Regions from separate parts of the Homo sapiens genome. Here region 2 is linked to region 1. A link is a contact called in ENCODE Hi-C or POLR2A ChIA-PET data. All regions are on one chromosome and are shown on one strand. The core of a region is the stretch at or near the end of the contact, and the rest is flanking DNA. Distances in the headings are between cores, read along the strand shown.

Region 1 (3,883 bases), core at 1,348-3,847:
ACATCCAGAAATCATGTTTGACCAGCTGTCTGGGCATCCCTTAGCCTACTCAAGTTGATAAATAAAATTAACCATCACAGCCCCCACATTAGCTTCCACGGCCGCATCGGCCATGACCCCCAAGACTGCAGACAGGGGCAAGCTCCCAACAGGCTCTTGGAAATGTCTCCAGGGGTAGATGCTTCTTATTTTTCTCAGCCACTGTGGGAATACAATTAGACTCATGCCTGAGTTGGTTTGATAAAAGCCCATTTAAAAAAATTCTGAACATGTCTGCCGGGCGCGGTGGCTCACGCCTGTAATCCCAGCACTTTGGGAGGCTGAGGCGGGCGGATCATGAGGTCAGGAGATCGAGACCATCCTGGCTAACATGGTGAAACCCCGTCTCTACTAAAAATACAACAACAAAAAAATTAGCCAGGCGTGGTGGCGGGTGCCTGTAGTCCCAGCTACTTGGGAGGCTGAGACAGGAGAATGGCGTGAACCCAGGAGGCGGAGCTTGCAGTGAGCCGAGATCACACCACTGCACTCCAGCCTGGGTGACAGAGGCTTATAATGGTGATCTGGATAGCAGCGTTCTGTGGTTTAAGGTGTGGCTATTCAAGAACCTGGCTGCCAGGGGAAGCCTGGGTTTGCGTGAAGCGAGCACTGGACCTGTTGATGGAACCTTGGGTTCCGACGTCCCTGAAGATGGAAAAATGGAAGGCAGTCCAGGCCCCCTGCACTGTCTGCCTCCTGAGGGGAGAAGAGTCATTATTTATCACATATTTTCTGAGTGACACAAGGTGCCTGCAAGAGGCTGGATGTAGGGACAAAGATGAATCAGATGTAGTTCCTCCCAAGAACCCCAGTGTGCTGGAGCAGGGCATTTGCAGTGGGGCTGGTACCCAGGCGCGTGCGTGTGTGTGTGTGTGTGTGTGTGTGTGTGTGTGTGTACACAGAGGCGCTGGGAAGGGGGCAGGGGTCAGTTTTCACTGTAGGGATACCTGGGAGGGGCTGTGGGGACCTCAGAGCAGCTGCATTGTGGGGCTGTGGAAGAGCAGGCATGGAGCACTGAGGGAGGGGCAGGGCCAGCTGCAAAATTGGTGGGGCACAGAGAGAAATGACTCCAGAAATTAGGGGTCATTTTTCTAAAAGTTACATAGGAAGATTTTCCCTTTCTTTTACAGCCTCTCTCAGCATGTCATGGTGCCTTTCATTTACTATTTCATGTTGTTCTAAGTAAGGAAAGATCAAAATTGAGCATGAATTTTACCATTTATCTTTATGTTGTGGAATGCCAGTTTTAAGTGCAATTATGAGAGCATTAAAATCATGTGTAGAATCATGAAATTCATATTTTGTGGCTTATTTTCTCGGGAGGTGCCTGGAGTAGGCCAGAAGGACAAACTCAAACCAGACTCAGAAAGGTTGGAAGGCAGAAGGGAGGAAGGACAGACTCAGAGGGCCCGGGGGCCCCGTCCACAGTGCAGGGCACCCACGCAACCACCCTCAGGCCTGACAGCTGCTAGGTTTCTGCCCTTACCAGATGCTGGACTGACTGCCTTCCACCCTGGCCTGGGGTGATCTGAGGAAGCTGAGCCAGGTCTTCCCTGCCTAAGAGTCCACCACCCTCAGCCTTGGCAGGCAGGCAACTCCAAGGCTCTTTAAACCTGTTCGTCAGGACCTGCTCAGTGCCTAGCTCAGGGGTGGGTAAGAGGCTCACTCCTGCTAAGCCCCAGTGGCCCTGGGTGAGGGTGAGGGAGAGCTGTTGCCTGCGTGCTCCACCCTGAGACACATGGAACACAAGCCTGATTCTGACCCTCCCTGCCGAGGTGGAGGGTGCAGTATCATTGCAGAACAGGGATGGGAGGGGGAGGCCAGGCGGGAGAGCAGGCCGCTATCCTGGGAAGGCAGTAGGAGATCGGATCATGTGTGAGCTCAGACTCCATGACCCAGCTCCACTGACAAAACTCAGATTCAAGGATAAAATTATTAAGACTTTCAAGATGGCCATACAAGGCATTCCACCCCAAGTGCGGGGCCCTTCTGATCATGAGACCTCATGTGAATACACTGGCCCCATGCCCACAAAGCCAGCCCTGGGAGAAGAACTGGGGGACATTCTTCAGGTTACTCAGCATTTCTGGGCCTCAGTTTCCCTCGGGTCAGACAGGGTGGGGAGAGACTCACTGTAAGGCCACACCTGGATGGGGACTGGACAGCCCCTGGGGCCTCACCTCTACCTCTCCCTGTCATGCTGCTTCACCTGTGTTCACAGACTTAATCCTCTCACAGCCCTAGAGACAGGCATTATGATGTTAGCTCCTTGCTACAGGTGAGACGATGTCCTTTCTGCGGGGATTAAATAACGTCCTAAGGAAGAACAGTGAAAGTAGGGGCACGGCTGGTGTGTACCCAAGCATGGGGACTCCAGTTCCTCCTCCCATCAGCCCTGGGCTGTGCTCCTCCACCACCTGCTGCCCTTGCTTCCTGCCCCCCAGCTCTCCTCCCTGCACAGGGCCCTGTGGGCGCCCGGCTTCTCTCACTAGATTCAGCTTCAGCCCACACTATATCTGGCCCCATCTCTTGGTACTGCCTCAGCCGGGTTCCCAGCAGAGGGACTCCCCCGGCCCAGCTGCCTTCCCACACAGGTCCCTGCACAGGTCGCTGGCCAGCTTTCAGAGCAGCTGCTCTCGGAGCAGGAACCCACCCACATTGGGTCAGCTGTGGTTGGCCAGGGGAGAAGGGGCACATGACACTGAAAGAATGTGGCTGCCCCTGGTGGCTCCTTGAGCAGGGAGGGCCATGGAGAGTGGTGTCCCCTAAATGGAGTGTGGGGAGCCCCGAGGGGGAGAGGCCGCCCATCCTGACCTGCCCCGTCAGGGCCCGGAGTTGAGGCTTTGTCTGAGGGAGGAGCCAGCACCTCCTGACCCCTCGCTGAGGCCCAGGCTTCTGCTGGGAGAGCCTTCCATTCCAAAGTCAGCAGCAGGCAGCCTCAGCTGGAGTGACAGGTGGCAGGCCCCGGGCAGCGGTAGGAGGGTGACCCCTCCTCTAGCACAAATAAACATGGAATCAGCCCTGTGCGGGGCTCCCTCTGTGGCCTAGGGCTTCCTCTGTGCCTTCCTGGCCCAGGCAGGGTGAGAGCCACAGCGGGCAGTCACTGTGGTCTCGGGGTGGCCCCCTCCTCATCCTGTTCTCTCTCCTTCCCTGCACGTGGCAGAGCTCCACCTGGAGGGGAACTTCCTACACCGCCTCCCCAGCGAGGTCAGTGCCCTGCAGCACCTCAAGGCCATTGACCTGTCCCGGAACCAGTTCCAGGACTTCCCTGAGCAGCTTACCGCCCTGCCGGCGCTGGAGACCATCAACCTGGAGGAGAACGAGATCGTAGGTGAGTGGGCCTGGCCCACCTGGCCCTGGGCTGCTGCACGAGGCGCTCATGGGCCACAGGACTCTGGAGTCGACCTTCACAGGTGGGAGGAGAAGCTTGGGCTTTCTGTCTGAGATGCCTGAGCAAAGGACATGGGGCCTGGGAAGGTAGACATTTTGAGGCCCTGTTGCCTACCGGGTGCTGGGTGGGACACTTGCTTTCCCTGGCAGGTAGACGGCCTTGGCTTTCACCACAGTGCAGCTCTGAACTAGCCAGGCCACTGTAGGCCACAAGCTCTCCCTCTCCAGTTCTCACCTACCAGCCTAGGCGGTCTCAGACCCTTCGGCTCTGGCCCTCTGTGTACTTTTTCCTCCCTGAGTCCCCTGGCTTCACAGAGACCTCTTCACAGGAGTGAGCAGGGCCCACTAGACAGCCATGTTCAGCACAGCCTCTCTATGCCTTCCAGAACAAACACGCTGCTCCCTGTCAGCCCAGCCTGCCAGGGCCCTCACCACCAGGGAACCAGGGGTCTGA
Region 2 (3,706 bases), core at 1,185-3,684, 70 kb after region 1:
CATATGAAGCAAGACAAATCTGGGTTCAAGACTGGTCCTTGCAACTTGCTATGTGAACTTGAGCCAACTGCTTAACACTCGAGTCCCAGTTTCCTTGTCTGTAAATCAACAGTGTAGTAACTATCTTAAAGGCCTCACCTTTAAAAAATAATAAAGGGTGTAATAACAGATGCTGAGTTGTCCTCATGAGGAAATAAATGGTGCAGACTTGTCCTTGCATTGTAGAGATACTGATACTATGGCCAAGATGACATAGGGACAGCCTGACATGTAGGCTCTACATCTGACCTCCTGAGGTTTTCTGGAGAATCCATAAACAGAAACTGTGTTATTTGACGCACCTAATCGTCCTTGTCGAGGACAGACTGCGCACTCTGATCGCTCTGCTAGCTGCCAGCTAATCAGTTGACCCCCAAAAGTACACAAATGGCCCCGCAAGGAGGCTCATATCTATAATCCCAGAAATTCGGGAGGCCGAGGCCGGAGGATAGCTTGAGCCCAAGACTTTGAGACTAGCCTGGGCAACACAGTGAGACCTCATCTCTCCAAAAATTGAAAGAAATTAGCCGGCGAGGTGGCAGCGCATTCCTGTGGTTCCAGCTACTCAGGAGGCTGAGGTGGGAGGAGAGGATCACTTGAGCCCGGGAGGTGGAGACTGCAGGGAGCCGTAATCGCGCCACTGCACTCCAGACTGGGCGACAGAAGGAGGCCCTGTCTCAGGAAAAAAAAAAAAAAAAGGAGAAAAGTGCAAAAGTGCACACAGGATTCATTGTTCCCACACGATCTGCGGTTTCCTCCTCCCTTCTCATAAATCCTGTAGCTGCCTTTGTTCTTTGACTACTCAGCCAATTCAGGTCTGAGCTGTTCTTCGACGCCGCCCTAGATGCGATGATGAAGGTCAGGTGCCCGCATCCCACCCACCGTCCCCTCGCAGGGGCCCTAGGACCCACCCAGATCCCGCCTGTCTCTCTCCCCGCGGCAGGTTCCGCTGCATCGTGCACCCTTTCCGCGAGAAGCTGACCCTGCGGAAGGCGCTCGTCACCATCGCCGTCATCTGGGCCCTGGCGCTGCTCATCATGTGTCCCTCGGCCGTCACGCTGACCGTCACCCGTGAGGAGCACCACTTCATGGTGGACGCCCGCAACCGCTCCTACCCGCTCTACTCCTGCTGGGAGGCCTGGCCCGAGAAGGGCATGCGCAGGGTCTACACCACTGTGCTCTTCTCGCACATCTACCTGGCGCCGCTGGCGCTCATCGTGGTCATGTACGCCCGCATCGCGCGCAAGCTCTGCCAGGCCCCGGGCCCGGCCCCCGGGGGCGAGGAGGCTGCGGACCCGCGAGCATCGCGGCGCAGAGCGCGCGTGGTGCACATGCTGGTCATGGTGGCGCTGTTCTTCACGCTGTCCTGGCTGCCGCTCTGGGCGCTGCTGCTGCTCATCGACTACGGGCAGCTCAGCGCGCCGCAGCTGCACCTGGTCACCGTCTACGCCTTCCCCTTCGCGCACTGGCTGGCCTTCTTCAACAGCAGCGCCAACCCCATCATCTACGGCTACTTCAACGAGAACTTCCGCCGCGGCTTCCAGGCCGCCTTCCGCGCCCGCCTCTGCCCGCGCCCGTCGGGGAGCCACAAGGAGGCCTACTCCGAGCGGCCCGGCGGGCTTCTGCACAGGCGGGTCTTCGTGGTGGTGCGGCCCAGCGACTCCGGGCTGCCCTCTGAGTCGGGCCCTAGCAGTGGGGCCCCCAGGCCCGGCCGCCTCCCGCTGCGGAATGGGCGGGTGGCTCACCACGGCTTGCCCAGGGAAGGGCCTGGCTGCTCCCACCTGCCCCTCACCATTCCAGCCTGGGATATCTGAGGGGGTCCAGGGAGGGCGGGACGCTGCCTCAGGGCCCCGATTGGACACGAGATACATGCAGGCGATAGCGGCCTGGTGTGGTTAGGTGAGGATGCGTGGTCCCTCCCTCTCCAGAGCCAGGCAGTGGTGGGCAGCTGCTGGTGATGTCTTCTCTGCTGCCTTCACCCTCAGTAGAGGCAAATGCGGGGGACGGGAAGGAACCAACTTGCCCTGTGTGGTGGGCTTGACAAACATCATCTCACTGAATTGTCACAACGCTTTGGAGATAGGTTGTCTTCTCTTCCTTCTACAGATGCAAAAACTGAGGCCTGGAGAGATGTGACTCACCCAAGTTTCTCAGGTGGAAATGGCATGTGAAGCTATCTGACTCCAATACCTGTGTGGTTTTTATCATCTCCAGCTGGCTCCAAGAGGGCCCGGTAAGGTAGAACACTGTGAACTGAGTAAGTCCTAATTAGGCAGCTAGGAAGAAGCGAAAAGCAAAGCCGGCCTGTCCCTTGATGCTTTGTGTCCATGTGAGGGAGTCCCTCATGTTCCGTTACTGAAGCCACTCCCCTTGATCCTTTTCTAGAAGAACACGGTGTGCCCCCGCTGCCGGCTCTAATGTGTTGGTTTGTCTTGTTTGTTCCAAGAAGTTCCAAGAAGCCATTGTCCTCAGAGGACGGCAGCTTCAGAACGAGCCTTGGGGAGGCTGCCTCAGTTGCAGGGCACTCTAGGTCTTGCCCTCTGGGTCTGAGCTTAGAGAACAGAGGAGGGACTCCCAGACCAAGGCAAGAACTTACAATGCCACAGACATTGTAATGCTGCAGGGCCACAGGAGGTGTCCTTTTACGTACTCATAGACAACGAGGAAGGGGAAGCACGGTATGCATTTTCCACATTGGGAAACACATCTGCTCACTGGGGCTGCAGGTACAAAGCCTTGCCCAAGGTCTCTCTCCTCCCTGCTTCCTGGGAGGGAGAAGTTGGTCAACTGAAGCTGCAGCCGGAGTGCCATTTGGAGACTCCTGAAGGACACACACTAAACTCTTCCCCAGCACAAATGACTTGTGTACTCTAAGGAGGTACCAGGAGAGCCCTGTTTACTCTGGCTTTCCCCCAACACCCCTGCATCAACTTGAAGAAATGTGGCTTCTTTCCAGGAGACGGGAGCACATGGGATTGCCTTGGAGGGTCCTTTCACAGGCCCCTTCATCTTGCACTTAAATGGACATTTCCCCCCACCTCTGTAGAAAACACGGTGTTGCTAGAAATTTAGTAAACAAAAAAGAAACGTTTCCAGGGGTCGGGGCTCTGAGGCTCTGTTCCCTTAACCGACACACAGTGACTGTTTACTGTTTGCTCCACTCTAAGTTCCAGGTTTAGGGGCAGAAGAAAATTCCTAAGCAGTTGTACAATACATTCTCCAAGCATGTCCCCAGACACCGTCTCATTTAATCCATAGTAATGAGGTTGAAGGAGATTGAATGTTATTGTCATTTCACAAAGTGACTGAAGCTCAAAGGGGCCAAGTTTCCAGGGCCACAGAGGGGCAGGATTTAGATTAAAATTTGTCTTCTGATTGTTCTTCCCACCCCACATGCTGCCTTTCAAGGAAGGTGGGGATGACGGGAGAGCTGGTAATTTCCCCAAAGGCTTTTTTGCCTAACAGTGAACCAGAATGCCCACTCCTGGTGCCCAAGCTCTTGGTCTGGGAAAGAAATCTATTGTGTTTACTCTCGTAATGTCCAGCCTGAGTTGTTCTTGCCCTGGTGCTGAGCAGGCTGCCAAGAGCCATCATGACCTTGTCCTGGTTCTGGGGGTGATGGATGAGGGTCTGAGAGAGAGTATGCCCTCCTGCCCCTCAGTGGTAT

What was found. Hi-C counts contacts between places; a loop is a spot of excess contacts on that map. ChIA-PET counts read pairs that join two places held with the same protein, here RNA polymerase II (POLR2A). Pooled maps may share reads with other maps.
Region 2: a map of astrocyte of the cerebellum shows a loop between it and region 1 (2.7-fold over the local background). The contact joins two enhancer-like sites. A Hi-C loop is called at or near these places in 10 of 168 maps with a recorded cell type or tissue (Caco-2, K562, OCI-LY7 and 7 more), 1 of 37 single-sample maps with no recorded cell type and 4 of 50 pooled maps. POLR2A ChIA-PET finds 5 or more read pairs at or near these places in 5 of 52 experiments (GM12878, HCT116, HEK293T and 2 more).

Annotation. Positions count from the first base shown.
Region 1 is chr10:70,323,350-70,327,232 of GRCh38, reverse strand. LRRC20 (leucine rich repeat containing 20) reads left to right here. Exons shown (of 5, transcript NM_001278212.2): 4 at 3,203-3,370. Among named protein-coding and RNA genes, the nearest start is that of NPFFR1, 41 kb to the right of the region's middle. RefSeq lists a silencer at 2,705-2,804. Within about 2 kb of position 2,597, at least 9 of the 41 ENCODE cell types and tissues checked have a DNase peak (open chromatin) inside an H3K27ac peak, as active enhancers do.
Region 2 is chr10:70,253,104-70,256,809 of GRCh38, reverse strand. NPFFR1 (neuropeptide FF receptor 1) reads left to right here. Exons shown (of 4, transcript NM_022146.5): 4 at 983-3,706. The coding sequence ends at 1,853. Among named protein-coding and RNA genes, the nearest start is that of PPA1, 22 kb to the right of the region's middle. Within about 2 kb of position 2,434, at least 2 of the 41 ENCODE cell types and tissues checked have a DNase peak (open chromatin) inside an H3K27ac peak, as active enhancers do.